Linked DNA regions of Mus musculus: all the other regions are linked to region 2. Evidence: chromatin loops called from intact Hi-C (ENCODE). Cell type or tissue: gastrocnemius. All regions are shown on one strand. Region 1 holds the start of Fryl (FRY like transcription coactivator). Region 2 overlaps Gm34583 (a long non-coding RNA gene). Region 3 has its middle 22 kb from the start of Slain2. Region 4 holds the start of Ociad1 (OCIA domain containing 1).

Region 1 (8,000 bases), 120 kb after region 2:
ATGTGCTCATTGTCAGATCCCATGGCACATTCCAGCAATCAGGAGGTAGAGTCAGGCAGATCTCTTGAGTTTGGGGCCAGCCTGGTCTACAGAGCTAGTTCCAGAATAGACAGCGTTACATAGAGAAATGCTGTCTTGAAAAACCCTTAAAAAAAAAAAAAAAAAAAACAATTTCTAGCCGGGCAGTGGTGGCGCACGCCTTTAATCCCAGCACTTGGGAGGCAGAGGCAGGCGGATTTCTGAGTTTGAGGCCAGCCTGGTCTACAAAGTGAGTTCCAGGACAGCCAGGGCTACACAGAGAAACCCTGTCTCGAAAAAACAAAAACAAAAACAAAAACAAAAACAAAAACAAAAACAAAACAAAACAAATGCCTCCCCAAAACCAAAAAACCAGTTTCTGGGGCTGGTGAGATGGCTCAGCGGGTAGGAGCACTGACTGCTCTTCCAAAGGTCCTGAGTTCAAATCCAAGTAACCACGTGGTGGCTCACAACCATCCGTAATGAGATCTGATACCCTCTTCTGGAAGTGTCTGAAGACATATGTATAATAATAAATAAATCTTTAAAAAAACAAAAACAAATAAACCAACCAGTTTCTGTGTTTAATAATGAGAACAGGAAATACATTTTATGTATTGTTTATTGTTTATACTATTACTTTGCAAAACAAAGAATTGATATGGTTTATGTCAGTTCCCTATTTTCTTTGAATATTTTACAAGTGTATGAAATAAAGGGTGTAGGAGGACAGCCTGGGTAACACCTTGGCACCGAAGATAGATTTACAACAGAATATCATGAAATTGCAATGCTCTTAGAATGCTACTCAGGCCTAGACTGGATTTCACTTGTGAGCTGACTTTTCTCCCTCATCATTTCAGTTTCCTGTGCACTCCCAGAAAGCCTTTTGTGAGGCCAGCTAGCACAGTAAATGGTGTGGAAGCAAAGTCACACACGTGTGGCCTTGCTCTTCCAGAGCAAACAAGGATGGTGAAAGAGACAGAAGAGAAGCGTCTCGCTTCTGTCTTCAGTGTGAGGCCTGTCATTAGGACAGTACCCACGTGGTAAGAAAGTCGCACCAAGAATAAATCAGGGAGGGCCTCATAAGGAAAGCAAAGCCCTGTCCTGGGCCAGCCACTCGATGGATGGCTAGGAAAGTCCTCCAGGAAGGAAAGGAGGGAAGGTGAGACTCACAGAGGACACCATATGGCTACAGGCACTGAGGCTTGACTGTCAAGGAGGAATGATCAGGAAGAAACTTGAGAGGAGGCCTGGAGTCAGGTTATGAAGGGGCTTCTTTGTTTTGTCCAAGTGCTTAGATGATACCCAGTACATGTCTACACCCCTACAGTATTGTAAGCAGGATGGAATTGGAAATCCATCTAGGAAGTCCAGTGCGGGGCCTTTTATGTCTCAGTCAGTAGAACAGGCTGGACTGTAAACTGGTAAGTGCTGGTTTCAGTGCTGCTCTCAGTGGATGTCAGCTAGTTAACGGGAAAACACATTTAAACTCGGAAAGTGGGAGACCTGGGCCTTCTCTAAGAAACCAAGGAATCTTCCCAGAAGTTTTGTTCTTGTGCTATTTTCAAAATATGCATTTTAATTTTAAACTTAAAGATAGCAAATACACTTATTTTTCAGCTGCGTTTAATATATTAAGATCCACCTAGGGTGATTGGTGTTTCTGTCTCCTCCCGACACAAGTATCATTTCTTAACTGTTGAGAGCATAAATTCGACTACCTATCCTGAAGTATTCCATTGACTGGTTTGTTTGTTTGTCAACTGTATGTACCCAATTGTGCTATAGAACATTAAAAACCACTCTTCCTAGGAAGGCATGGTGGTATATGCCTGTAATCCCAACATGTGGTGCGATGGAGGTAGGAGGACGGGGAGTGCTAGGAAATCTACAGCCATATAGTGAGTTCAATACCAGCCTCCATGCCATGTGTGTGGGCTGAAATGGGCTGAATAGGTCTGTCATGGATAAGCGCAGAACAATCTTAAAATAACTCTGTGTGAAAGGTGATAAACTTGCCACAGTCAGTTAAAGAAAAAGAGAGCCTACAAGTAATTACGGCCGGCCTTCTGAGGCCACGAGCCCCGGGTGCTGGGGCAGAGCAGAGCACGGTTAGCTGGACCTCATAAAGCAGGGGCTTAGACTGAGCTGAAAAACTTTACCGAGATCCACACAAAAGCTACAGCTGTGTATACACTTACACCAGGTGCCTCTCTCCTGAGTATTACAACAGTCTTTTCTACTATAGTCTCGTGGATGACTAGAAGCCAGAAGACGCCTCAAAGCTTATCGAAGAGCTAGGATTATAACTAAGCAGCAGGGTGTGTATTTAACGTGCACAAGGCTCTGAATTCCACCCCTGGCACTGAGAAACAAAACAGAGCCAAGGAAAAACCCAACACACACCCAAAAGGCAAGTGTATAAGCAATAAATGAGCATCCTGAAAAAGAACACATATGTGCCTACACGTCTAAGGATGGTTACACAGACATACAGTTGACTGCGCACATGTACAGGTATAAGTGAGTACAAGTGTGAAGTCATACAAGTTCAGGTTCCTTGTCTTCATTCAGATTTAGTCAGCATGGATGGAAAATATTGGGAGGACGAGGGATTTAAATTATTGTTGGCGTGCACTATGTAGCAAGTCCCACCCTGATCACGTCTGCATTGGACATGCATAGATGTTATTGGTCATCATTCTCTCAGTGATCCAGTACAATAGTGAGTCCCATAGCACTGACATTGTGTTAGCTATTAGAGACACTCCAGCGTTTATTTTCAATATGTAGAGGACTCTGCATGCTACATGTCAATGGCATGTGATTTTATAGGAGACCTGAATAACGGAAGATTAGGGTATCCCTGGGGTGGGGGGTCTTTGAAGAAATTCCCTTGCAGATATGGGAAAGAGGGATGACTGTATCTGGAGGAGTAGGTTGGAAAGGGGGCTTAGTTAAAGGCCGTAATTGGGTGCTTGTATTTGTGAAGGCCTTATAAAACAGCTAGGTTCCCATCTCTTGTCTCAGCGTGTGACAATCGTGAGGGGCTGAGACTTTAGCTCACTGGTAGAGGACTTACCTTGAATGCATGAGTCCCTAAATTCATTCCCACTGCTGCAAAAATGTACAAACAATTTAAAAGGAAGGACCTGCAAACACCAATCAAGTCCCGCCTCTCTTACTGCTCCTCGATAATAATGGCTCTCTGAGTTCAGGAAAAAAGCCTTATCTCTCAACTGTCTATGCTTATTTCCCTCTCTCTAAGCTGGTCTGGTCTAGGGCGGCATTGGGCACAGCCACTTTCTTGGCACTACTGGAGGTGACTGCTGCACCTGTAGGGATCCTCTGACGTCGTCAAAGGATCGTCAAAAGTATCAAAGACCATAGAAAATAGAGAGAACACTTAACCTGTTCCTTACTATTTCTTGGCGGGTCCGAAAGCCATAACCACACTCAGGTTTTTTGGAAATAACCTTCGTTTCCTATATCTGGGGTAGGAACCTGGTGCTAAGTTAATGCAGATCCCGAGGTTGTCGCAGGATTCCTCTCCTTTAATGAGCAGGGTTCTGCCACTCAGGTTTCTCCTGGCGAGACTTCTCCCTCTTCCTTTGGGTAGATGTGCTTTCCCCGGAAAGGTGCCACTGTCCTTCAAAGACTAGCCCTCTGGTGTCCACATTTGTAACAAGAGGAACTTTGAGAATATCAGCAAAGAGGAATATATGTTTAATCTTTCCAAACAATTTTTAAAAATAATAAAAAATAGCATAGTCCCGCGCAAATGCCAGTATGACACACAGGACGTGACCTAAACGGAACTTCTAATGGGAAGAACTTAACGCTTTTCTGAACGTCCTATTGCAAGATAAACAAGGAAACCCCTGGGTTTGAAGACACCTTCGTTAATTCTTCCGGGTGCGTAAAGCCAGGAAGTCAAGGATGTGAGCAGAGTAGACAGGGAGTGTGAACTTGATTAATTCTCAGGAGCCAGTATTAGGATTTCAGGTGTTCTCACTCCATTCACGAAATAGGATTGGGCTCTCAGGATCCCGCAGCTGCTGTGGTGTGCTTTTTATCTGAAGATTTTTGCATCCTTTCCACCTCTCTTTCCCGCCTTCCTCAGTATAGGTTGTTTGTGCTCGACCTCTACCAACATTTAAAGGTACAGAGGCTTTGAGGGTGCCAAAATAGGGAAGACTTTACGACTGTCTTTCAGCCGTCCAGGGAGAGTGATAAAAGGTAAGGGGCGTGCAGACTTGCCTTTTCTTACCCAATCAGGTGCACAGGAAGATGTCTTTCTACCAATAAAAATAAAGTTAGCTTTCCGGAGGCGGGAGGGTGAGCCGTGACTGCCAGTTCTCCAAAGCAACGTTGGAGGCGAGGACCGAGAGTGATTAGAGGTAGGTCCAACCCGGGGGAGGGGGCGGGGCGAAGGTGGGGAAACTCTGAGCGGCGGGGAGGCCGGCCAGTGGAGGGCGAGGACCGCTGTTCCTGGTGTAGTATCCTTCGCCAATCAGGAAGGCGAGTGGGTGGGCGGGGCAGAGAAGGGGTGGGCAGAGCTCGCAGCACTGCCGGGCGCCCGTCGGGCTCTGGGAGAGACAGAAATCCGGTTAAAATCAGAGTCGGAGGGAGGTTTAACCACGAATCGGTCCCGATCGGATTATTCCTTAAAGGGGACGCGCCATTGTCAAAGAGAACGGAGCCTGGGGCCCGAGGGCGGGGACCGGCGGCGCTGGAGGAACGAGGCAGCTGCACGGGACTGGGGACCTGGTAGGTGCTGTTTGGGGAAAGGCGCTTCATTTCACTTTCTCTTCCAGCGCGGGGGCAGGATCCGGGATGCCCGCCGACCGTCGGCCGTAGGATCCGGGATGCCCGCCGACCGTCGGCCGTGGGATCCCGGGTCCCCGGCCCTGGCCCGGCTGCCCTTCTTGCTGCGAGCCGCGAGGGAGGCGGACCGGGATGGGCGGCTGCGGCGCCGACTGGGGAGGCTCCTAACGGACGCGGGCGCGGTACTGAGCCGGGGTCAACCGAAAGCCCGTCGGAGCTGCGGCAGACCCGTGGGGGAGCACCGCGCGCCCCGCTCTGCTGCGCGCCTCCTTCCCGGCCCGTGCCCGGCTCTCCCCGCGCTCCCGGCTGCCCTGGTCGCGCGCCGTCGTCTCCACGCTCGCTCCGCTCTTCCCGCGCGCCCGGCTGCCCTGAGCGCGCTCCCTGCGCCGCTCGGCGCGCCGGCTTGGTTCGCACGCCGCGGGTTCACCGCGACCCGGGAACCGCCCGGCGAGGAAGCGGGCGGCGGGGCGGTGGCGGCAGGCGCTACTGCTGGGTTGATCATCCGACCCGGCTGAAGGTGCCGGCAGGCGGCCTCGGGAGGAGAGGCGGCGGGCTCGCGCTGCGCGCCGAGGTTGCCGGCCCGGCCGGGCATTGTCCGCGATCCTCCGCCGCGTCTCTCCGCCCACTGCTTGCGGTGCTGGGAGGGGTGCGGACCTGGGCGCAGAGCCCACTCCGCCTGAAGCGACGGCGCACCCCCGGACCCGCGCCTTTCCGGAGCCGGGGTCGGCCCGGCGGACGCCAAAGTCACCGCCCGCCGCCGGGCCTGTGCAGCCCGGGCCACCGGCTTCGCAGACACCGGCGCTGGCTCCTCGCGGTCCGGAGCTCAGCCGTGCAACTTTTCTTTGCCTTCTAATGGGAGTTGTTGCTTCCGGGCGGCAGGTTCTCCCGGCCCGGCCGAGCCTCGTTTCTTGCGTCTGCAGAGGCCGATATCTAAGGCGATCTGGGGCCTGAATGCTTTACTACTAGTCCAGCTTTGTTCCTCATTACCTACAATCGCTTTGCTTGTAGACTTTCGAGGATATAAGTCCCAGGTTGCTGTGTTAATAAAAGAATAAATAAACGGGTGGGGGAATGGCTGAGGGGCTAGAGCTTCAGACAGAACTAAATGTGCTTTAACCTTTGAACTAGGGAAAGTATTACCGGGACTCCACGACAGAAGCTCTTCGAGGAGGGTAGAAGGGTCTGTAGGATTGGGGGGGGGGGGGAACAATGAACAACTTTTGATGGAAATAAAAGTTGGTTTTATAAACTGCTGTTCCGCCTAGCAGGTGCCTTCCATAAAGTTGATCTCCCCTACTGAATGCAGGCATTGTAACTACTTGCAGGCAGGCACTCTTGCTATTGGTGAATCAAATAAGAGGTCTTTGCACTGTGAACATTCTGCCGGTGTTGAACTTGTCAATACTTGCAGCAGAAATCATAGCTAGAAACAACACATCCCTTGTTGGAGTCCTTATTTAGAAAAGAATGTTTTCATAAGCCTTCATTTTGACAGTTTCTTGAGCAATGGTTTGTAGAGCGCTTGGAGGCGGCAAGCTGCAGCCTTATCAAGGAAGTAGCATCCGGCCTATGATTCTTTGGTCTTATTTTTGTTTCTTATTTTCAAATGTAGCCGCTGATCCTGGTTGCCTTGTGCTCTGTTACAGTATTTTGTACTTTGCAAGAATGAATTTTGTTGAGACACCTGGCCCGGGTGGGTTTTTTCCTTCCTTTAAGGCAATGCAGATTTTAAAATTTGTTTATCTTTAAGCTACTGTCTAAGAACTCTTGAGTGAATGCTGAACGTTCCCAATCTCAACAATAATAACACAGAAACTATATTTGGGAAACAAGTCCAACTTGAGACATTGATACTTGAGAGAGAATTCCCTTGATAATATCCATTTTTGTTCCACCTTATTATTTTAATTCTCCTGTGTTAACAATATCAGGCAAGTACCTGGTGGGCATAGTCTTCCTTGCTTATTATAGGAAGGAGGTGTTTAGAACAAATTTAAAATTTCCCGTTTTTACTTCCTTATTTAGTGGCATATTTAGACAAGAGACTTTCTAAACTTTAAAGAAGATCACACAAGGAGAAAGTGTTCAGGAGTGCTTACCTTTGAAATGCCTATGCATTATGTGCTGAATGGCATGCGTTTTTCTGTTTTCTGTGTACTGCATACATATTTCTAGATAACTATGAGTTATGACTGCTTAGAGATTGTTGGGAGAGCTGGGATGGTCCGCTCTGCCTTATTTCTTTGCAGATCCAGTGTGTAGCTGTATATTCAGTAGAGGAACTGTTTGAAGTCTGGCAGGAAAAGATGCTATCTTACAAAGGCTGTGGAAGATACATTGTTCTCTAACTGATACATATGATGCAAACTGCTCTCCTACTGAGCTGTATCCTCAGACCTAATGAGCTAGTTTTAACAGTAACAATTCCTACAGCGAGGCTTGAACCCAGGCCTTCTTGAATGCTAAGCAAGCACAGGACCACTGAGCCCAACACTCAACTTCCCCTATCCCCACTGGAAAACAACAAAATTGTTTCTGAGCAAGATTATACCAGTAAACAAAAAGTGGTTTTCAGATAAATCTATCTTAGCTGCAATATTCCTTGTTGGTGTATAAAATTGTGACTTAAGTCTATAATACCTGTTGGACAGCTATCTTCAGCAATGGCATTCACTTATTACAACTGTTAGAACTAGACTTGATCTACCATCGGCGTCTGTTAAGTACCTGCGTGTTTAAGTATAGGAAATAGAGTAGAAATAGCTGACAATCTAATTCAGAACTTTATTGGAGGGGATTAAAATGACTCTCCATGGGAGAAAGACAGGGAGGAGGTTTGCCAGAGCAGTAATAGTGACTCTGGAATCATGGGTAGAGAAACATTGAATGGGAGAAACCTAGATGATGTGGGAAATGTCACTGTGTTCAGTAAAGTATTTCACATAGGATATTTTTAGATGCGGATTGGGTATGAATGCTACTGTTTTAACTACAAATCTCTGAACTATTTTGGGGGCATCGGAGCTTGAGCTGTGAGTTCAGGTGTTGTTAGCTTCAGAATGGGCAGGTTCCATCCAACCAGACTAAGCTCATCACCCTGTCTGCAAGCCGGCCCTCTGTCCTCTTCATCAGAAGTGATTTCTCTCCTCTTG
Region 2 (8,000 bases):
CATAAATTTTACCACAAGAGACACATTGTCATGGACTGGCTGACAAATTCAGCTGGCTCAGTGTTGAGGCTTAGTTACTGCACAGGGAGACCAGGTGAATCTTGGAGTCTTACAAGGATGATTGCCATGTCCCCAAATGTGACCACACACCTCCAACTAGACATGCTGTCAATGAACTATTAATCTGGGAGAAGAGACTCTTTTCAACTCTAAATGGCAAAGAAGTGTTGATGAACCAGGACAGAAGAAAGTCTAAATTGACTGAGTTCTTATTCTTGCTGATAAAAAATATTGCCGAATGGCTTTTTGAAGATTTCTCTTATTTTTAATTGTATGCATATGAGTGAGTACCAGCAGAGGGCACCATCGCATCTCCTGAAGTTGCAGTTACAGGTAATTAGAAGCTGCCCAACACAGATTCTGAGAACTCATTTCTCCAGATCTTCACAGTGGTTTTGTGTTTTCCAATGTATGAATGTGTGTGTGTGTGTGTGTGTGTGTGTGTGTGTGTGTGTGTGTGTGTGTGTGTGTGTGTGTGTGTTTAATTTTAAAGAGAGTCCTTATAACTGAGTAAGCCACAAGTTCCATAAAGCCTGCCCAGAAGTATCAGTCAATAGTCTTGTACCTCCTTATTAGTAAGATGAGATTACTGTGGTCTCTGGGGTCTAAGCTATACTCAACGCTTGCCACCAGGTGGCAGTGTTGTATAGCAATTCCAAATAACAGCATTTATAATGGAAGACATCAAGGTGAAAGATGGATGTACAAAAGTATGTATACATTTTTGAGACAGGGTTTCTTCTATGTAATTCTGGTTGTTCTAGAACTCACTATGTAGACCAGGCTGGTCTTGAACTCACAAAGATCTTCCTGCCCCTGCCTCCCAAGTGCTAAGATTAAAGGTATGCACTACTATGCCCAGTGAAATTTCATTTTTAATACTTCCTTGCACCAAATGTTTCATTTTTGGCTTTGGATGTGTTTTGGGAAAGATGCAAACCATACGTGTAACTATTTCGTACAGTTAAGTTGCTGTGTTCATGAAATAGCATACCAATCCTGTCTCATGTTGTAACCAGCAACCTATTACCAGTGTGCATGCTTTGGAGTTGTGTGACATTAGAAGGGACTCTAAGATGAATACTCTTCCCTGTTATACAGCTTCCCTTCTTATAGAGAGGTCATGATGCTTGCATCTAAGGAGAGCTTCGAAACTTCAAGGCAAACACTCATTCGCCGGCTCTGACACATAACCAAACTAAAAGCCAAAACCACGACAAGCGTGACTGTGTAATGGCAATGTGAAGGTAGCACCCCAGGTTCTGTATCCCTAGGACACAGAAAGGGCACAGGACCAATAATGAGAGCCAGTGTGTCCCCGGGGCTGGCTCTGTGCGGCCTGGGTCCCGCATTCCAGTTATGATGTCAAGTGATGCTATTTCCTGTGTGCAGATAAAGAAACTGGGTCACAGCTATTATGCAACTTACTGGTATTGTGCAGATCCTAAATGTCCCTCAAAGGTCAGCATGGTAAAAAGCCACTCATGGCACTGCTGGGAGGTGGGAAACTGGAGTCTGATGAGAGGAAATTAGGTTGCTGGTGTGTGCTGTTTAAGGGCGTGGGGAGGGTGTCTCTCTCTCTCTCTCTCTCTCTCTCTCTCTCTCTCTCTCTCTCTCTCTCCCTCCCTCCCTCCCTCCCTCCCCTTCTCCCTCTCCCTCTTCCTTTCCCTCCCTCCCTCTTCCCCAGCCTTCTTTCTCTGCCCTAACAATGAGGTGAGCAGTTTCGCTCTGCCATCTCCCTTCCCTCTGCTCCCATCTCTTCTGCCAGAGCACACCGCCTCATCAGAAGCTCAGAATCAACAGGCTTGGGCTGGTGAGCTGGTGACATCGATCAGTAAGGTGATCGCATGGAAATGTGAGGACCAGAGTTCACATTCAACAAGAAAGGGAGGCAGAGTACTGACTGCTTATAATCCTGGTACTGGGAAGCCGGAATGAGAAGATCCTGAGGCTTCGGAGTCACTGAAAAGCCTTGTTTCCGAAAATAAGGTGGAAAGGAAGGTACAGACACCCAAACCCACAGTCAGACAGACAGACAGACATGTGAGTACCCACACTCGCACGCACACACCAGACTAGACAAACCAATCATGGACTGAAACAAGCAAACAAGCAAAATAAACAAAATTAGACCTTTCCTCTATGCATGCTGTTTATTTTAGATGTCTGTCACAGGGCTGGAAACCTGAAGTCACGGTGTCAGTGACGTAGCCAAGCTCAGCATCATGTCTGTCACATAGCTGCCAAGCTATTCTGCCTTCTGCTACAAGCCCAGTCTGCTTTGCTCCTGTCAAGAGAGGGCATCACTCTAGAATAATCAGTAGGCTGTCACAAGAACACAAGCTTTGCGACAGTCTAGTCTTTAAGCAGTGGGAGAAGATGGGACTGTTTCCCCTGGCCCCACCCATTGGGAATGCTACACTGCCCCAGAGGAAAGAGAAAGAACTCTCTTCTCCCCGTTCTAGCAATGGATCGGGACAGCAGCCGGTGTTGGACCACTGAGGGTTCTTGGCACTTGTTCCTTGTGTTAGCCTCTGCTTGTCTAGCTCTCTGAGAACAGAGAGTACCTTCATTCCCGCCCACCAATCACCCATCCTCAGATCTTGCTGCGGCTTCCGCCCTGCAGGAAGCCTGTCTCAGGGAGGCTCCCAGGAGTAACCCATTAGCCACCTCCTCCTCTTTAGGCCTCATCCCTCTTACCTGGGTTTTATAGCGCTTCTCCTTCCCAACTATGCTTCCCTCTGTCTTCATCCTTCCTCGGCAGACTCCCCTTCCCCTTGTCTCTCTCCTCTTCTGGCTCACTCCTCTCTCTTTCTCATCGTTCTAGCCTCAGCTGTCCCCAGAGCCTGGAAAGTCTAGCACAGCGTTGTTCTAGTCTCTTCTTTACTTGGCTCATCTTTCCTGCACGTCGTCATGTACCTTGCTCTCTTGGATGTCCTCACCCACTAAGTCCAAAATCTCTTCTACTCACTCACTGCGTTCCCTTTGTGATTTGCCCGTCTTGGTGATGGCAATGCCATGCCCCAAAGCTGCATCATCTATACCCAGCAACTGTGAGATCAGCAAGGGGTGGAGACATTTCTTCCACCTTCCCCAATCTTACCCTGTTGGCTTGCATCCACCGCCAGTCTCCTACGTCAGCCTCACGGTCCTCTATATTAGCACACAGCAATACCTTTTATGGTCTTCCAGCCTTTTCTCCCCACTACCCCACCTACCCCCAACTTCCTCCCCATCACACTTTTCTTCCTAAAACCAGGACAGAGATGTCAGTCCCTGACTCTAAGATAGTAGGTGGATTCTCTGGGTGTGTACCATGTTCTGGCAATGATATAGTTTAAGAACTCCTAAGCCCTTATTGCTCCTAAATTCATCTCTGCCTATACATGCCCACTCTGTTCCTTTGCTCAGACTGAAAATTTTGGCCACACGGGGGCACTCTTATCCACAGCTAGACAGTGGAGAGACTGTGAGCCTCTTAGTGACTGGGCCTGTGGATCTGTAGCTTACTCTGCCCAAAACTATTTAATCTCCCTGTGCCTTGCTTCTTTGACCTGTGAAATAGCTACAACATCCTTTCCTGAAGGATGACAAGTGATCGAACGAATATTTATGGAGCATCTCTGCCAATGCAGGGAGCACTGCTCCCAATAAATATCAGTTCCTTCTGTGCGCTTACTTCCCCTTACTTTTTAAATGTGGCCCCTCGACTTCAGCAAAGCAACACTCTGGGTACTCAGCACTCAGTACTTGGCACTCAGTACTCAGAACCAGAACCATCATTTCTTACCTTTGTTCTGAATTTGTTTTCTCTTGTGGAGTGGAACATTGTCAAAGTAGACAAAGTAGTTAGGAGGCTGAAGCAGTGGATCGGGAGCTTCATGCTAGCCTGGGCTACACAGAGAGATTCTGTCAAAGGAAGAGAGAGCCGGATGGTGGTGTCTTCTGTATCTTTGCATCTTAGGCATCTCATTCTGTGCATAGATCCACTGAAGAGAAAACAACAACTGTGTTTACCTACTGATGCCGAGGCTCTCGGACTCTTAGTGTAGTCCCTGGAAATTAAGTGTCAATATGCATTGTGTTGAAGTATCCTGGGCATTTTCATATTGAACTGAATAATTGCTTACCCTGATACAATAAAACCTTTTAAGCCCATTCTCTTGTAGAGAAGGCAGCTTTGAAGCCCAGTCTTACATTTTGTAACATTTGTAAGGAGACCAGTTGGTGAAGTAGCTCACTAGGAAGTGGCCATTGTCTTGGCTTGTTCATTATTTTAACGAAGTTTTAAACTAAGGTGGTTAGCCTTGCTCGTTTCTCTTGAAGCATTCATTCCTGTTACTTTTTTCCTCTTTGTCTCCCCTTACTACAATGCAAATGTCCAAAAGTCTGACATCATGTCTGACTTACTGCTGTGTTACCAAAGCCTAAAGCAACATTTAATACTTGTTGACTAGGGGTTGGAGAGATGGCTCAGTGGTTAAAAGCAGTGACTACTCTTCAAGATGACCTGAGTTTAACTTCCAGCACCCACATAGTGCCTTACAACTATCTTTAATTCCAGTTCCAGGGAAATGGATGCCCTCTTCTGGTCTCTGAGGGCACCAGGCACTCACTCAGGGCACACATATACATGTAGACAAAACACCAAAACACATGAAATAAAATAATAACAAGTACATGTTGACTAAATGATGAATTTATGTATGCTGTCTTCTAATATTTAGTAGACTATGAGTCACAAAAAGTGTTGTGCTTCCCAGAATGTTTAAGAAACTAATGGAAATACTAGATGTTATAATATTTACTCATAGCTCCATTTGTATGACCCACCAGTGACCTGAGTTCTCATGTCACATGTCTGCTTGAGCTTCTGAGCCTTTGTCTACAGTTCTGCAGCCTTCCTGGACCCAGAGTCCACCTTCTCCTTCATTGCTTGAAGACATCGCCTCTTCCTACTGGGGAAAGCAGAGAACCTGACACAGCCCTTCTCAATGCCCCTTTCCTGTTTGGGTGTTCGCCATACTCAAAATTGCTGCCCCATTTCTCACACAGTTGGATGTCTGCACACTCTCCTTTCTAGAATTCTCTTCCAGCCTGTGCCTGAGTTGTAGCACAGATAACATTTCTCATGAAGCCTTCTTGACTCTATCCCTCATACAGCTTTCCTTGACCTCTTAGGTACAGTTTTTTTTTAAGGTGGTCCTAAAGGACAACAAGGCAGACCCTGTGCAAAGCATGAAGGGGGGGGGGGTTAATTGTGGGTTTGCTATCTTGAAGGAATGTCAGTCTGTGCTCAATTGTAAAGAAGTACTACTTGAGAGTGGTACCATTCTGTCTTAGACCATAAATGGCTGAAGAGCCACCTTTGTATCCCATGGGCCATCTTGAAGTTCTGTGGCCAAGAAAATTATGTTTTGGGGTTATTTAAGAATATTCTGGTTTTCTGTACTTGCTTGTATACACATACACACACACACACACACACACACACACACACACACACACATACACACTTACCTGACCTTCACATAGCATCTCCCCAAGGAAGCCTTCCACCTTCGTTCCCAGAATAAGGTCAGTTTCCCTGTGGCCAGTCAGCAGATGCAGACAAGAAAGCTCTGTGCTAAAAAAAGATTATTTTTTAAAGTTAGCCCAGAAGTGGGGGGAAGAAAGAGGTGAAGGCTGAGAGAGTTATGATGTATACTGAAACCTGGAGAGGGGAGAGCAGGATGGTGGGCATTTGCCACAAGGCCAGGGAGGGCGCTTCCAAAAGAATCGGTCAGCACGGCACCTGCCAGCCTCACCACAGAACAATCTAGGATTTTAGTGAAGGGAATGAGCTCGCAGGTCTCATGGATCTCGGTGTGGGGACCCCTAGAAACCTCTCACTACATGAAAGAAGCCAGCCACAGTTACCTCCATCTTGAAATTCTATTTCCAGTCAGCAAAATAGGCAGAGAGAAAAAAAAGTAGACTTGGATTGTGCTAGGGAATGGGCAGTAGCTTACCACATGTCTACACGCACACACACGTGCACACACACACACACACACACACACACACACACACACACACAGGTACATGAACACAGAGAGATCAAGGCTAACCTGGGCTGCTTAGTGAATCTGAGGTCAGTCTGGGTTATACAGAGAGAATTTGTCTCCCCCCCCAAAAAAAATTAATAAATAAGCAGAGATGTATACTTTAAGGTGCATTTTAGACTGTGTAAATTGCATCTCAATAGAGCTGTGTTCCTTTTGTGTTACTGTTCTGAGTTGGCACAAAGTGACAGGATCTTTATAAAGCTAGGAATTTGTAAAAGCACGGCTTATTTTCTCAAGGAATGCACAACTGATGAGATAAAGAGTAATCTATATGAAATGCTAAAGAATATGCAAGTTACCCCATGTGCAAGATGATAATTTACACCAAGAGAATGTCTCCATCCATGAGGAAACCACTCCTAACATTTTTAATATCATATAAAAACACTAGATGCAGTTTAAAAGTCCAAAATAGAAAGTGATTAAAGTGTGACAATCCATCTGTGTGGAAAGACACGTTGGTGAGAATTTGGAATAACATGGCGGAAATCATAGTGAAATTTTTGTATATGGTCCAAGAAGGCAGAAGAACGGGGCTACCAATATCATCAGGCATATCCATGTGCAAGCTCAGAATGCTCAGACTATTCATAGAGTTAGGGGGCACTCCAGGCTGAGCAGGAATTTAAGAAGTACAAAAGGCAGCTAAGGGCTGTGTAGTTCAGATGGCGGAGTGCTTGAACAAAGCCCTGGGTTCCATCCCCAGCAATGAACGCACAGCATGGTCACACATGCCTGTAACCCAGAACTCAGGAAGTGGATGCAAGTGACTCAAAAGTTCAAGGTCAGGCTGGAACGATAACTCAGTGGTAGAGCATTTGCCTAGCTTACGTGCTTCCAAGTCCTAGGTCCAATCCTCAGTCCTGGGCATCGGGAGAGGGGCGAGGCCGAGGTCATCTATGGCCATAGAGGGAGTTAGAGGGCAGTCTGGATTCCATGAGACCCTGTCTCAAAGTTAAAACAAATAAAAGTCCATGTGGGTGTATTGTAAAATATTCTTGTCCCCATGATTGTCCTTTAGTTCTTGGCTCTCCTGTCCCGGAGGCAACCAAGCATGTGCTTAAGAAAGTCAACAAGCACACCAGGACAGGAGACCTCCAGTAGCCAATGGAAGGATGGTTTCTAGGCTAAGCAACCATCCCAGGACAGAAGGGGGCGGGGAATGGTGTTTCTAACTACCTCTTCTCCCAAGCGGTTCACCCTAAAGGATCTTAGCGCATGCCTTCCCTAGCACGAGGTCCACACTGGCATGCTGGGGCTCCTTTGATCCTGTAAGTTTTTTTCCACTTTTCTCCCTAATCCTAAAATCGCTTTAACTGGAACTTTTCATGCATCACTGAAGATAAAAGACTTCAGATGGCAGCGTCGGGTGAACTGGACGTGGAAAATTTATCACACTAAGGCAAGACTGGTCCTGAAGTGCCACCGGCAGGCTGACTCTGGGGTCTGTGCCTAGCCACCTACCTACCGAGCTTTCCCTCTAAATTAACTAACCTGTGTCTTCTCCAGTACAGTTTAAGAGGAAAGGGCCTCTTATGATTGCCTGGCAATTTTGTTCCCTTTGGTTGTTATTTGGTTTGTGATGCCGGGAAGCAAACCTGGTGCCCAGAACCTGGTGCACACCAGGCAAGCCCTCTACCGCCGATGTACAACCTCAGCCCGTGGGTCGCTGTTGTTGCTGTTGTTTTAGATCTGAATACAGCATTTAATGTTTAAAAGTATGTCCATGTCCCTCGGGGCTGCTTGAAACACCGAACAACACAGAATAAATGAAGAGGGCCGAGTGACAGCCGAGCCCACCAACTCAGTCCCAAGGCACCGAGGTCACACTGC
Region 3 (8,000 bases), 490 kb after region 2:
TTACGGACAAGAACCAGCACGCCCAGTGGAATAAGAGTATTTTGCGTAGACTCTATTATAACATAGTCATCATCCAGGAGAGAGGGAGGGTATGCTGGGTGGTGGGATTGAGGGACTCAGAGGCAAGAGATGGATGGTATGTGTGTGTGTGTGTGTGTGTGTGTGTGTGTGTGTGTGTGTGTGTGTGGTGTGAGCTGCAGTTAAAGCAGCTGGCTGCTCGTGGCACTAATTGCTGTGGGTAGGGATAAGAAACAAGAGCGCTAGCCAGCAGGGAATGGCGGCTGTGACACCTTGTGTTCAGGAGAATAAGCTTGGTGGTTATTCTATGGGCAATGAGGCATCACACGGGCATCTAGAATGGGTTACAGGGCTATTTGTGCTTTAGGCAGATCACTCTGGTTGAAGAATGGATTTGAAGGTTATTTATGGAAAGCTCTGTGTTTATTTGAGTGAGAATGACTCCAACAAGCTAATGAGAGAGGAGAGGCAGTAGGTGGCGGGCAGGGTACAGGGGTGACGGCTTCATTCATTCACCGGGGGGCTGGGTGAGAAGGATGGCCAGAGGTTTCTCCAGAGCATCCAGCCTGAGCCATTTAATTTCCATCATCTTCCCACCAAGTGACGTAACTGAATGCCAGCAGCGCCCTGTGTAGCACTCTACAGTCCAAGATCTCGAGCTTCCCCAGATATGTGCACAAAACAAGGCCAAAGGTCTCCAAGAGAATCAGGACAAGCAAATAGCCTGACCGCATCTTCACGCTCAGGGACAGGAGCCAGAAACGAAAGCTCGCTCGCGCTCAGGTGACAAGCTAACCTGGCTTGTCCTCTCACCCTGCCCCCATTCCCTATTTCTTCTTACCTCGTCTGTGGATGTGCAGCGATGTTAATACAAGAAAGACTGAGGCAAGTGTGAATGATAGCAAGCTCTTCCCAGAGCACTTTGCTCCAAGAGTTCTGCAGTCCTCACAGACGTAATGGCACCCTATCTGAGATCCAAGTATTTCTTGATGTGGAAAAATATGTGTCTCAGGGTTTTATTGCTGTGAACAGACACCATGGCCAAGGTAACTCTTTGTTTGTTTGTTTGTTTGTTTTTTCGAGACTGGCTGTCCTGGAACTCACTTTGTAGACCAGGCTGGCCTCGAACTCTGAAATCTGCCTGCCTCTGCCTCCCGAGTGCTGGGATTAAAGGCGTGCACCACCATGCCCAGCTCCAAGGTAACTCTTATAAAGACAACATTTAATTGGGGCTGGCTTACAGGTTCATAAATTTAGTCCAGTATCACCAAGGCAGGAGCATGGCAACATCCAGGCAGGCATGGTGCAGGAGGAGCTGAGAGTTCTACATCTTCATCTGCAGGCCTCTAAGAGAAGACTCACTTCCAGGCAGCTAGGACTAGGGTATTAAAGCCCACACCCACAGTGACACACCTACTCCAACAAGGCCATACCTCCTAATAGTGCCACTTGCTGGCCCAAGAATATACAAACAATCACAATATGTATATGTATAAAATATGTGCTTGCTTCAGCAAAACCCACAGTATTAAACAACAGGAAAAAACCTCCATGTAAAAAATATTCCATACCTTATTAAATTGGGACACACCTATGCTTTCTCTAATGTTCTAAAATAATTGAACGAAAGAACGCTTCTATTATTGCTAAGAAGAAGCAAAACATTAAAGGTATATACTATCATAAAGACAAATTTTATGAAAGTACAGAAGAAACTAGTGCTGAAGCCTGGCTATGATGGGATATGTTTGTAAGCACACTGGGATTAGCTAAGCCAAGAGGATCAAGAATGTGGGGTCGGCCTAGGTTACATAGCAAGCATCTTTCTCTCAAAAGCAAGCAAGCAAACAAACAAACAAAAGCATAGAATAAGTAGGAAGAAATTATACCAAAGAGCTATGATTGGGGTGATTTCTGCTTATTTTAGTGAAGATTTTATGTATGGGTATTTTGCCCCCATGGATGTCTGTATACCACGTGCGTGCAGTGCCAGAGGAGGCCAGAAGAGGGCGCCAGATTTCGGGGAACTGGAGTGACAACGATTTTGCAGGTCCTCTGAAGAGTGCAAGTGCACTTGACAGCTGAGTCATTTCTCCAATTTTTAACAAATTCATAAAAAATTTTTTTCAGGATGTGAGGGAAGGGTCTCTCCCACTGTATCTATCTCCACTTCTTAGATCAACTTTAAGGTGATAAGGTGATCTTGATAGTGCAAGATCGGCTAACCTACACAGTTCGTTTGGACTTCTGGGCCAGTTCCCTTGACAAAGTACAGCATTAACCCTGTGATGCCAGAACGAAGGCTTCAGACTTTAAATCCAGTTTCTGGGCCCTCCAGGAACTGTCTTTTTGTAATTAACAAAAAGACACCAAGCACGGTCTGAGGATGGCTATGGATAATCAGATTCTTAAGAATTGGTTATCATCAGTCAGACCACATGAAAGGGATGGGGGGAGGGGCGGATACTGTATTAAAACCTGCCAACTGCATCAGTGATCAGCAAGACTTCTTTTCAAATTCCCTTCACATGGTGCCATAGAAAGAGTTAAGAAATGTTCTATGTGTTCAGGAAGGAAAGGGGAGGAAGCCAAATGTCAAGAGATCACCTGGGATCGGGGACATACAGAATTGGGGCTGGCAGGTTAAGCAGGTCTGGGACTGAGACAGTAAACTTAATCTGTGGCTTGGTGGCTTCTGCCAAGAAGGTGGCTCATGGGAAAAAAAAAAGGGTGTGTGTGTCATTTGACCTAGATACTGGTTGGGGAAAACAAATCTATGTAGAAATAAACATAAAAAAGATGGTGGAAGGCAAGCTACTCAGTGTTGCAGAAGGGCGTACAGATGAAGAGAGAAGCCAAGGTTGTCTTTACAGACTTGCCGTGATATCATGGTTTATGAGTTACAGATGTTGGCTATGTATAGGTATGAGTTACAGATGTTGGCTATGTATAGGTATGAGTTACAGATGTTGGCTATGTATAGGTACAGTATGGATGGGCGTGGGGGTCTGTTTGGCAAGAATGCCTGGTAAGAGTGGCATCTTGGTAACAGTGAGCACGCCTCACACCAGTTTGGTGTCTAAAGTAATTGACTGAAAGGACCTGGAGCTCACTGGAGAAGTTTCCAATTCCAGGTTGCCGAGGGAGACCCAAGATAAGATAAAGATCATTTTGCAACTGAGAATAGGGAAGGTCTCAGGTCTACAGGACATGTTAAAGAGGATCCCACTTGCCAAATTTGGGACAACATTAGCACCAAAAATAAATATTAGTTGTGGATTCTAAGCCAAAGAGTAAAATGAAATATGCCATATATTGGCATGCAGAAGTGAATGAATGTGTAAGTGAGTGTCCATATTATAATAGCCTGCCAAGTAGGGAAGGTAAAAGAAACAACAGAGTCAGGAGGCAGCAGCTGCTAACAGTTGAGGAAACAGTTGGTCAAAGTTTCACTAGAGAAAGGATGCTTGTATGGTCCCAACCTGTTATCCCATCAACATACTGGGTTTGGGTTTGTTTGTTTGTTTGTTTGTTTGTTTTAACTAGGAGCCGGAAACATTATTCACTTAGCAACAGAGAAACAAAATAGTTGCTCATTAAAGAGACAAGTTGATGCTGCGTGCCTCCTGATTTTGTTCTGAGAAAAGAAAATTGAGTGAGGGATGGAGGGAATATAGATGATTGATGGATGGGCAGATAGAAAGACAGACAGAATGTTAAAGCACCATTAAGCAGTGAATCCGAGTCCTAGATGAAGAGGATATAATACCTTTAGGCTCGTGTTGTATAATTTTCTCCCCCCCTCCCATTATTTTTTTTTAGAAAGTACCATATCCTTTTAAAAAATTAGGTATTTATTTCATTTACATTTCCAATGCTATCCCAAAAGTCCCCCACATGCTCCCCCACCCACCCACTCCCACTTCTTGGCCCTGGCGTTCCCCTGTACTGGGGCATATAAAGTTTGCACAACCAATGGGCCTCTCTTTCCAGTGATGGCTGACTAGGCCATCTTTTGATACATATGCAGCTAGAGTCAAGAGCTCCGGGGTACTGGTTAGTTCATAATGTTGTTGCACCTATAGGGTTGCAGATCTCTTTAGCTCCTTGGATACTTTCTCTAGCTCCTCCATTGGGGGCCCTGTGATCCATCCAATAGCTGACTGTGAGCATCCACTTCTGTGTTTGCTAGGCCCCAGCACAGTCTCACAAGAGACAGCTATATCTGGGTCCTTTCAGCAAAAAATATAACTCTTAGAAAAACACCACTGACACAGTATGAGTGAGTAAATTGGCTAGGAGAGACAGTAAGTATTTGAGGTGTGAGATGCAAGACGCGAGACGTGAGGTGCAATCTCAGTTACCACCAGGATCCGGATCACAATCCCGGTGACATTCCGGCAGCTAGTGTCCACACCCTTCAAAGTAAAAAGTCAATACCTCGAGGTAACAGAGAGACAATGCAGTAACCTCGCCGAAAGCCAGGAAGCGCCACCTAGTGGCAAGAAGGAGACTTTACTATGGAATTCAAACTGCGGGGGCCCATTTGGGCTCCTACCAGCCAGGGCGTCAAAATCCCCAGGGTGATCTATCTTCAGCTAGCTTGATAAAGTCAAATTTACCAAGTGTCTTAATGATTACTGAAAAGTTTTTTTTTTTCCTGAGAGGATTTAGTTTTCGTTTGTTTGATTTGTTTTTTAATGCAAGAATACTTTGCAAGGCTGGGTGGTGCACAGCATCTGTCTTTAATCCCAGCATTTGAACTCAGTGAGCCTCCTGCCTCTGTCTTCCGAGTGCTGGGGTTAAGGCACCAGCCGGGCTCAGCTGCAACAAGTGTTCTTAACCACCATCTCTCTATCCCTCTCAATATTTTATTTATTTAGAGGAAAACCTTCTGAAGCAAAGATGGCAAAAAATATGTAAATAACGTAGAAAAGACCACGTATTGGACATTGATTTATTTAGTGAGTTATAGAAAGCACTGCTGTACTGCCTAGTTACCAAGCGTGACTTGCTTCTGTTCTAGGTACCCTTGCTACCTGGAACAGAAAGCCCGGGAGCCGAAACAATGGGCCATATCCTTTAACAACCTGCTGACTGCTGACTGCCACATAGGCTTCTGTAAGATCTACACTGTTCACTCCACACTGTGGGTTTAGACCAGTGTTTCTCAAGCTTCACAATGCTGAGACCCTTTAATACAGTTCTTCATGCTGTGCTGACCCCCAGCCATACAATCATTATCGTCGCTAATTCATCACTGTGATTTTACGAGTGCCATGAATTGTAATGTAAATATCTGATAGTGACCTCTGTGAAACAGTTGTCCCTAAAGGGGTCACAACCTACAGGTTGAGAACCACTGTTTTAGAGTAGAAAATGAAACTACAAATAGGACCCGATCCTGAGGGCTTTCAGGAACGATCCTGACTTCAGTCTACCCATGACATCTCTTCCTCTCCCCTCTGTGTCAGAGTGCTTATTCCAGAAAGATAGGCACTATTTAAATAGAGATGGTGAGACTAAAGGGGTAGTCCAGTGGTTAGGATCACTTGCTGTTCTTCTAGAGAACCCCGGTTCAATTCCCAGCACCCACGTGGTGGCTCACAGCTATGTTACTCCAGTTCTTCTTCTTCTTCTTCTTCTTCTTCTTCTTCTTCTTCTTCTTCTTCTTCTTCTTCTTCTTCTTCTTCTTCTTCTTCTTCTTCTTCTTTTGTTTTTGTTTGTTTGTTTGTTTGTTTTTTGGTTTTTCGAGACAGGGTTTCTCTGTGTAGCCCTGGCTGTCCTGGAACTCACTTTGTAGGACCAGGCTGGCCTCGAACTCAGAAATCTGCCTGCCTCTGCCTCTCAAGTGCTGGGATTAAAGGCGTGTGCCACCCCGGTTTACTCCAGTTCTAATCCAGTGCTTTCACCTGCCCTCTGTAAGCATGGCACACATGTGGCACGCAGGCAAAACATTCATATACATGAAATAATAAAAAAGAATTAAAAATTGACATGGTAAAGCGAGGTGTGGTGGTGCATGCTTTTAATCCTAGCACTTGGGAGTTGGGAGGCAGACAGAGCTCTGTGAGTTCCAATCCAGCTGGGGCTACAGAGTGGAACACACACACACACACAGAGAGAGAGAGAGAGAGAGAGAGAGAGAGAGAGAGAGAGAGAGAGACAGAGAGACAGAGAGACAGAGACAGAAAGAGACAGAGACAGAGCGAGAGACAGAGAGAGACAGAGAGACAGAGAGAGAGAGAAAGACAGAGACAGAGAGAGAGACAGAGACAGACAGAGACAGACAGAGACAGACAGACAGACACAGACAGACAGAGACAGAGACACGCACACACACACAGAGGAATTTTGAGATGATAGGCCAATGCTTAGGATATTTTCTGTAGATTTGGGATATTTGATAATTTTAAAAATTAGGTTATTAAAGAAAACATTAAAATTATAGAAGTATTGCAGTTTACCAGGGTGCTGGGCATGGAACCCAGGGCCTCACAGGTGCCATACAAGCACTGTAGCACAGCTAAGTCCCCTCTCACTAGTGTAACAATCGACTGAGCCACTCATGTCTATAATGATGTAAAGACGTTCATCAGATTTATCGTATGTGTTTGCATCCTAACCTGGACCCCAGGCGCTCTGTGCTTTGTGTTGCAGGATTTGAACAGATAGTTTAAATCCACAGCCCCCAAAAGCACGTTGTCCAAGACAAAGCCTGTGTGCAAGTTCAACAACAGCAACAACAACAACAACAACAACAACAGCAACAACACCTTACTGACCTGTGTAAGAGTAGAGGAATCTTGGGAAGTCCTTTCAAATCATACTGTCATTGGGCACTGAGGGATGGGAGGGTGGGCACCCAACCAAGACAATCCTGGAAACAAGCGTTCTTTGATTTTAACTGGAGTTTACCCTTACATCAGAAAGTTATCCTAGGGACAGAATTAACTTGTAAGTATGGGTGTTAGGTGTGTGGGTATGTGCCAAAGCACACTTGTGAAAGGCAGGGGACAAGCTTCAGGGACTGATTTTCTCCTTATGGGTCCTAGGGATTGAATTTAGGTCTTCCATCAGAATTGGCAGCAAGCCCCTGAGCTGTCTCTGTTGTCTAGAGTGCTTTTGTATTGTTCCTTCTTCATTGTTCTGATGTAGTAAACACTCCCCGGCTGTCCTTCCTTATATCTATGTGGGAAAGTTTCATTGGCACAAGGACACCCTTAGCTTTACAAGGTGTGGCTGGCTTTCTTCCTAATGGCTGTACCTGACACTCAACAGAAAATCGCATCCTCTCCTAGGCCAGTACTGAAAGCCTTTCCAGTCGGAGGAAAGTCAAGCTTTGAATCTTTATTGCTTCACTTTGTAATTTGCACTTGTAATTACCAGCAGGCAGAACTTGTGTTTCTATGTTTTACGGTTAGGTTTTCTTCGAAACACACCTGTTTATGTTCTTGGCCCATTTTTATAGATGTTATTTTCTCTTTCATCTGTCTGACTTCTATTTATTATGGATTTTACCATTTTCCCCTGCTGGGCATTATGAGCACTTTCTCTCACATATTATTTGGTGACTTTAATGCGCATTCGATAAACAAAATATTTGAATGCAACGTAATGAAAGTTATGGCCTCCATGTCCCCAATTAGTTTTTAATTGACCAATAAAAGTGCCACTGGCCAGTGCTGGGAAAAAGGAGGTGGGGCGGGACCCTTAGAGTTGCGCAGGCTAAGATGCAGGGAGAGAGAGAGAGAGATCATTATACTTGGGAAAGAGAGCCAGAACAGACTCAGAGCTGTAGAGAAGATCATTTAAAATATAGGCAGAAAGGGAAAGCAGCTCATAGGAGGGCTGCCTGGTAGCGCCTTGGGCAGCAAAGAGGAAGGGGGCATCACAGAAGGTAATCGGGCAGCAAAGTCAAGGTAGATTTGGAAGGTGTTCAGACAGAGTACTGGAGGGAAGGGCACGCCAGTTGCGGGAGG
Region 4 (8,000 bases), 86 kb after region 2:
GTTTACAGATGTCAAAAGGGTGTAAACTTTATAATCAGTACATTTCCAGGGAATTATAGTTACTTTACTATTCTGTTCTGATCAATACTCACAAGCCAATACTCTCCTAAGTTCCATTACTCATTTGCATAAATATGTATTTCATATATAGCATTCCATATCTAAGAAATGTTATAAAATGTTCTATTACATGACTATTATATCGTCCTGATACCTATACCTATTTAAATTCTTATCATCTGGTTATATATTCCCAAAGTTTGGTGCTGTTATGATAGAGAACACTTAGTTCATCTCTGTTTTAAGAGTCTAAAGCAGTCCTATCAGGGAGGCACAAGGGCAGCCTAGACTATATAGTGAGTTCCAGAAAACAGAGCTCTATCTCACAAAACAAACAAAAAAGTTAATTATTAAATTAATATTAAATTAATTGCATATTAATCTTTTGTCTAGTAGCTCAGATAGAAATACAACAGCAAGCTAGTTTTCATCTGTCCTTATTTCTCTCTTCAAGTTGGAATTAACATGTTGTAATTAAAAAAGTATCTTATTGTTCATTTATCACTTTACTTTATATGAAATCCTGCCTTCAGATAGATCACTGCCCTTCAATACAATTTAAGCATAATGTTACTGGTATTTTAAGTGACACACACAAAAGCATAAATTTATCAGAAATAAATCTGGACACAATAGTATCCATTATCTTAACACATTACATTTCATACCCACATACCAAGTCTAGTCTTTCCATGGAGAATCTTGGATTAGCCGATTCTCAGGTCAACTTACTGCACCTCCAGGGCCAGACTCAAACTCAAGACCCTTCTGTCTCTGCCTCCTAAGGACCAGGATTGCAGGGGTTTCTTTCTTAACCCTATGTCATCAAGTCTTTGGAAACAATTTGTTGCACCATAAATGCAAACCATCCATACTAAATTTATTTCCCCAGACAAATAGTATACCTTAAATGAGTACTCTTATAAATTAAGTATCTTGATGTTATCATCTGACCTTTATTTTTTATTTATTCCCTCTTATTAACCTTTTAGAAAACTGCCATTTTACATCCTTTAAAAACTGGAATACTACTATGGCATTCCTATGGAGGTCAGAGGCAGCTTTTGGGAGTGGTTTCTCTCCTTCCCTTGAGTGGATTCTATACACTGGACTCAAAGCTTGGCAGACTTTCCCACTGAGCCATCCTCCAGCGCCCTTCCTTCTTTGTTTCTACCCCTTTTTAAAATCATATCCTGCAGGGCTAGGGGGATGGCTCAGCAGCTGAAAGAACTGACCACTCTTCCCGAGGGCTGGCGTCCACATGGTAGCTCAAAACAGTTTCTAACTCCAGTAGCAAGTGAAGTGACACCGTGTTCTGGCTTCCTCAGGCCCTGAATACATGTAGCCCACAGACATACAACACAGGCAAAACACCCACACATATCAAATAAAAATAAAGATGCTTTAAAAATCCTTACAGTCAGCCAGGCATGGTGGCTCACACCTTTAATCCCAGCACTCAGGAAGCAGAGGCAGGTTGGATTTCTGAGTTCGAGGCCAGCCTGGTCTACAAAGTGAGTTCCAGGCCAGCCAGGTCTACAATAGACAAACAACATCATTATCCTAATCATAAGATCTGTAGTCAGAAAGCGAGAGTTGATAGTCTAATAACTCCTCACTATAGGGAAAGGCAACAAAGGCACCAGTTGTTACAGCAGTCATTAAATGTAAGAGTTAAAACCCCAACCAAGCCTGTGACTCAGACACACCTGACTTGGAGAAACAACAGTGACTTACCAGCTACCGCGTAACACAAGTAGACACATTTAACACCTCTAAGTCTTAGTTCCTTCATCTCTAAAGGGAGAGAACTTTACTAACCTATTTTCATGCTATTACTACTGACAATTTCCTTAATCTCTATTAGTAATAACCACAATATCCCAAAAGTGTCCCAATATAGTCTATAAATTATACTTTCAAACATGCATTTAGGTCAAGTTTGTAAGTGAAGGTTTTGGATGGAATTATGCTAATTAGAAAAAATGATGAGCCAGAGCTGGAGCGATGGCTCAGTGGTAATGTGCATGAACTGCAAACACTAGGCTCTGAGTTCTGATCACCAATACACATCTAAGGAGGCAGAGACGGAAGATCCTGCGGGCTCATGGCTGGCCAATTTAGCCAAATGATGGAAACTCCAGGTTCAGTGAGAAAGATGGACCAGGTGTTGGTGGAGACGCACGCCTTTAATCCCAACATTCAAGAGGCAAAGGATCTCTGTGAGCTGAGGCCAGCCTGGTCTACAGATCGAGTTCGAGCACAGCCAAGGCTACACAGAGAGACCATTTCTCACTGCCTTCTTCCCTCTGCACATGCACATACACAGGTACCACAGAACCACCCAAGAACATTCTTTAAAACAGTTCTTAGACAGGATAACTCACATCTGAACCAGAAGCACTCTTCATGGCACTCTGCAAAGAGTCTCCACTCCTCCTCTGTCGGAATATAACCGCCTCCTATGTCTTTTAAAGAAAGATTGGAAGTCATTTTCTCAAAAGCCTAAAAAGTTAGCTTTGTCTACTAATAACAAGAACATTTAAAAAATAAAACTAAGACAACTGGCTTGTCACTTATTTTTAAAATCAATTTTGACTTCCTACAGAATTTATTCTTACTACCCACTAGTCAGACAGGCAAGACACGGTGCTAAATGAAAATATGTAAAACAAACCCCCACCCCTGTTCAGATAATAAGAAATTTAGAGACAGTAACAAGAGAATATTTAAGCTGCGTGTGTGACTATGTCACACCCATAAGACCAGCCCGATTTCTGTTACTCAGGCAAATAAAATGTCCTTACCCAGAAAGTGTTACAAATTATAAATACTTAATATGGAAGTTACCAGGAGGGGCTGGAGAGATGGCTCAGCAGTTAAGAGCACTGACTGCTCTTCCAAAGGTTCTGAGTTCAAATCCCAGAAACCACATGGTGGCTCACAACCACCCATAATGAGATCTGATGCCCTCTTCTGGTGTGTCTGAAGACAGCTACAGTATACTTACATATAATAAATAAATAAATATTTTTTAAAAAGTTACCGGGAATAGGTCTTGACACTTGTGCATTCGGTTCTCGAAAATCAGCCCTCCCATTCATAGTTCCTGTATCAGAAACATTTATATCCAAATATTACAAAGTATCAGAATAAACCCCCCTAACCAGTCTACCTGTAAATCAACAAATATTTACTGAACATTAAACATTTTTACAGTTAGTTGTATTTTACGTGCATGGTGCTTTGCTTGTATACACTAACATGCCTGGTGCCTGAGATCAGATGACACCTGATCCCCAGGAACTGGGAGTTCCAGATGGTTGTGATACTGTGATAGGACATGTGGGTACTGGAAACTCTGCAAGGGCCAGTGCTCTTACCTGCTGAGTTATCTCTTCAGGCCCCGACTTTTACATTTCAACTACCTGACATAAAAAAATAACTGAATGAAAAAGGGTCATAAACATATCTGAACTAATTATTCACATTCGACCCTTTGATTGAAAAACGGGTACATCAAAACAATGGAAAAAAATTCCCTTCTAAGGCTAGGTTATGTTATTTCACATTATTCTGTACCTTGACTCAAAAACAAAACAAAAACTACAACCATATCCAAATGATTAGGGAAAAACCTCAAGTCACTTCTAGGTTTCCAATTAAAACGAAACTGCATTGTATCCCCTAACTCAGCAGTCAAAAAATAATGACGTCACATTTTCTGCAGGTAGCTACGCTAATGGCAAACTTCCCTGTACCAGCCCAAGTAATCTTCAAACATCTTAAATAAATTTTAAAATCCAAGAGCAAATATATTCTTTCGCCTTCCTTTAAACTTAGACCTCAGCATTTCAGACAAAATAAGGAGTACGTCTTCGCTGAAACAAACGCATCGCAGTATGACTTACTGGATGCCAACAGCAAAGCACCTTTCTGTAATTCGTTTAGTCACTAAAATCATCACCTATTGCATACCTATATCCCTTCAAAGAAAAAGGTTTCAGAAAAGGTAAACTGAACTCTTGGACAGATGAAGCATTCAGAGGAAGCTTCTCAAACTGCAAAACCCTACCAAAAAAGAAAAAAAAAAAAAAAGAAAGAAAGAAAATCTCGTCCCCAGGGAGGCTGGAGGGCAGTGCGACCTGTCTGATCACTACAGCTCAAAGCTGTAATCATAAAGAACAAGGCTCAAGCGAGGCAGTAGCCGCGGACGCCAGCACTCCTGTCCCTGACCTGCCACCCCACCTCGGCCATCGCGGCTTTCCCCACCCCTCCATGCAGGTCTCCCGGTGCCCGAGTCACCGGCGCTGCAGCAGAGCCCAGGCCCGCAGTGCGACCGGACACCTCCGGGCAGGAAAATGGCGGCTGCGGGCGAGGGTGGGAGACTGGCGGAAAGCCGCGCCACCACACCCACCTCACGATGGAGGCGGCAACGCTGGGAGCAGGACCCGGGGTAGAGGCCGGGAGAGGACCCCAGAGACAGGCACAGCGGACAACGCGGGAAGCGGGGAGGGGAAAGAGGGCAGCTTCCAAGCGATCGCCAAGATGTCACCCACACACGAGCGCCAGCAGGCCGACACCCGGAAGCAGTACCCTTGACGGGAAATGACGTCAGGACAGCGCTGGGAAACAGCGGCGGGCCAGTTTCTCAATACTCACGGATGTCGATCACGCCCCGTCCAACTAGTCCCGCCCCTTTCACCGCCCCCCACCCCGCCCCAGGCCGCGGCGCTCCAGAGCTGCACTGCGGCTGCGCGAGTTAAGGCCTGCAGCTCAGCTCTGCCTCTAGGTTCGATGCTCTTGTGACATACCCCAGAGACTGTTCAGTGACAAGCCAGTAGGGACATTTTGGAACCCCTCCATCCTCAAGTCCCCTCCTTATCCCATGACTTTCCTTGGACTTCCCTAATTTTAAGATTTACAGAAATTTTCTTATGCTTTAAGCCTCTAGGCTAGGTAGTGAATTTTAAGCGTGAACTCTTAAGTTAACTGTCAGAACCTCCAGTCTAGTGTCCGATTGATTCTAACACTAGAGTCAGGATACACTCCAACTCGGAGACTCAGAATTTACTCATCTGAATAACAGAAATAATGTGTGTTTCACAGTTTTGGGTTAAAACAAGTCTGAAAAGGAGTTTAGGCTCTGGGGCTGTATTACCAGGAGACTATATTTTAATGCTAGGAGACCAACTTTTCGTCAGAGCTCAGGCTGCCACTCCTAACCACCAACTATTCATTTCTTACACTGATCCTAGGCATGTTTACTGAGTGCGTATACTGAACCAAGTCCTGAAAGTATATCGTTGATACCTCTGATAGCTCCAGCCCACGAAGTTATGAACTCCTATAATTGTCAGACTTCCCACCATTCCTCATTTCATATGTTTTTCACTGGTTCTATGGCATCCACGAACTTGTCTGTATGCTTATTTAAGAGAGAAAGTCATGTAAAACATGAATCCGGAGTCATGGCTAGACCTCTATGGCTCCTGAACCCCACACTAAGGACGAACTCAAACATAACTTGGGTGAGCTCCAAAGCCTTCCTGGAAGCTGATGCCCATCCAATGGAGAAAGGCGATAGGATTTGTTAACCATCTTAGACCCTTGCTATGGCACCAGGAACGTGGGGATCACCAGAAATCACGGAACTTTAAGCTCAGCTGTGAAAGCCTTGGGTTCCATCCTTGTGATCAGAGCAGCTGTGGTGTACCCACTGGAGACCCTCAAAAGATTGCTTCCACGAACATGCCCTCCTGAAGAGTCAAGAGCTCAGAGGCACATCCTTTTCTCAAAGGTACAAAATTGAGCATATATGCTTGGGAGAAAGATGTATTAAGAGGCATAGCTGGCAAGCTGCCCATGATTTGGAAAGTAACTTTAATTAAGCTCATTAGTTCACCAAGCATGACTTGATGGAATTATTCCTTCCATTTGCCATTGTTCTTTGAGAGGAATAGAGACATCCCTGGAAGAGTCTTTAACAAGCACTCTTTCAAATATCTTCATTGAGCAAATAGCCAAGGCGGTATCAGCCCAGCTTTACCTGTTAGATATTACTTTTGTTTTTCAGAAGTCACTTTATTTGTTTTTAAGTATTTATTTATTTTTATTTCTGTGTGTGGCTGCATGAGTCTATGTGTACCATGTATACCCCCACAGGTACAGGAACTGGAGTTACGGGCAGATGTAAGCTACCTGATGAGGGTGTAGGAAATTGAACCCAGATAATCTGAAGGACAGTAAGTGTCCTTAGTTTCCAAGGTATAGCACCAGCCCTGTTAGCCTGTTAGACATTACTGTGAAACCATTATTAAAGGAATATGTCAGAGTATTCCTTAATTCATAAAAATTCAAGCAATCTAATGAATTTCTTCTTGACTTCAGTGACATCAAAGTTTCCCTTTTTAGCTGCACTCTTTTTTTAATTTTAATTTGTATTAGTGTGTGTGTGTTACAGCACTCTGTGGAGGTCAAAGGAGATTTTTCCAGGGTTGGTTCTCTCTTTCCACCTTGGGATCAGGGGATCAAACTCAGGCTGTAAGACTTGTGTGACTGCCAGGCAGTGGTGGCGCACAACTTTGATCCCAGCACTTGGGAGGCAGAGGCAGGTGGATTTCTGAGGTCAAGGCCACCCTAGTCTACAGAGTGAGTTCTAGGACAGCCAGGGTTACATGAGAAACCCTGACTGGAAAAAACAAAAAACAAAACAAAACAAACAAACAAAAAAGACTTGTGTGACTTGCTAAGTCATCTCCTCAGTGCTGGATGGATTTTTAAGATTTAAAATTGCAATTATTATTGTTGCACTTGTGTGTGTGTGTGTGTGTGTGTGTGTGTGTGTGTGTGTCCTGCCTATGTATGTGGAAGGGCACACTTACCTGTACATACATGTTTAGAGGCCAGAGCTTGACTTTGGGTGTTTTTCTCTATATTCTTCATCGTTTAAAAATAACAATTATTCAATGTATCTGCAGTTGTGTTCTATGAGGGTAAGTATTTTGCCTTATCAGTTCTTAGAAATCATTAGAAAGAAATCACTATAAAGTTCATAGACTATGCAATTACAAGACAGAGGTCTACTATTTACATGCTTTTGGCAAATTATGCATTTTGTGTTCTTTTTCTGGGAGAAAGAAAGGAAGAAAGCAAGAAAGAAAGGAGAGAAAGAAAAGAATTAGAAGTCCTTTTGAGTGAGAGCTCTATACTAATGCAAAATCTGGTTTTTATTTGCCTACTAATGAGGCTAGGAGGTCTGTATTGTTCAAAAAAATGCAATGTCATAGAAGCCAGAGTCAAAGACTATCCCCGAAAGGAGAATGTGGTCAAACCAAATGTTCATAAGGACTGTGAGTCAGCTACTAACTGCATCAGTAAGGTTATTTATAACGTTTCCAAGTATTATTTCATTCAAATCTAGATTATAGGGTAGGGCAAAATAAATCCAGATTATAATGTACTAGGAAAAGAACAGCCAGTGCCAATGTGTGGAAAAGTATTGATTAGTCTTTCCAGAAGTTTAGCTCTTTGAAGAAGGCATATCTAAATGGTAGTTAAGGGAAAATATGAGAACTCAGTGAAGGGTAGCTTTTGTTTTATAAACCTGTACAGACTTGGCTTTGTTCACAAACATAAACTGCAGGCAAAGAGAAGGGATTGAAAATGGCGGGAGGAGAAGGTGAGGGAGGAAATAGAAGGTAGACAGGTACTTCATGACCGTATCCCAGTCAACCTACAAGGTTCTGTGCGCTCACCCAGACGTTGGACAGACCCCTGTGTCTGTATTTCCAGCAACTTTTTGAGAGCAGCTAAAAAGGAAAAAGATTTACAGCGAGTAACCGTGGGGTGGAGCATACCTGGCTATTGCCAAGTAACTGTGGGATGGAGCTTAGACAAAATGCTACCTGAAGCCAACAACTGACTTTCTTGTAGAAGCA

What was found. Peaks named below come from ENCODE experiments on the same cell type or tissue, not always from the same donor. Only the 100,000 strongest peaks of a DNase experiment are listed, where the experiment ranks them.
Region 1: it touches region 2 in a loop (3-fold over the local background); 4 of 42 quality-filtered maps call a loop at or near these places.
Region 3: it touches region 2 in a loop (2.0-fold over the local background); 7 of 42 quality-filtered maps call a loop at or near these places.
Region 4: it touches region 2 in a loop (2.8-fold over the local background); 7 of 42 quality-filtered maps call a loop at or near these places.

Annotation. Positions count from the first base shown.
Region 1 is chr5:73,253,191-73,261,190 of GRCm38, reverse strand. Fryl (FRY like transcription coactivator) reads left to right here and starts at 4,573. Exons shown (of 63, transcript NM_028194.2): 1 at 4,573-4,791. In gastrocnemius, CTCF peaks have their summits at 3,688 and 5,368; DNase peaks (open chromatin) are centred at 4,471, 5,164 and 5,441; H3K4me3 peaks cover 4,358 bases; H3K27ac peaks cover 4,475 bases.
Region 2 is chr5:73,375,613-73,383,612 of GRCm38, reverse strand. It overlaps Gm34583 (a long non-coding RNA gene), which reads right to left. Exons shown (of 8, transcript XR_377017.2): 3 at 6,999-7,111; 4 at 5,581-5,686; 5 at 4,894-5,018; 6 at 3,851-4,049; 7 at 2,194-2,347. Among named protein-coding and RNA genes, the nearest start is that of Gm34583, 8.7 kb to the right of the region's middle. In gastrocnemius, CTCF peaks have their summits at 401 (motif pointing right), 673 (motif pointing right) and 3,481 (motif pointing right); DNase peaks (open chromatin) are centred at 396, 695, 2,333 and 3,493.
Region 3 is chr5:72,888,204-72,896,203 of GRCm38, reverse strand. No RefSeq gene overlaps it. Among named protein-coding and RNA genes, the nearest start is that of Slain2, 22 kb to the left of the region's middle. In gastrocnemius, CTCF peaks have their summits at 1,992 (motif pointing right) and 4,530 (motif pointing left); a DNase peak (open chromatin) is centred at 4,529; H3K27ac peaks cover 491 bases.
Region 4 is chr5:73,289,454-73,297,453 of GRCm38, reverse strand. It overlaps Ociad1 (OCIA domain containing 1), which reads right to left and starts at 4,660. Exons shown (of 9, transcript NM_023429.4): 1 at 4,478-4,660; 2 at 3,107-3,169; 3 at 2,448-2,528. The coding sequence starts at 3,164. In gastrocnemius, CTCF peaks have their summits at 3,019 (motif pointing left) and 4,899; DNase peaks (open chromatin) are centred at 4,713 and 5,598; H3K4me3 peaks cover 2,179 bases; H3K27ac peaks cover 2,460 bases.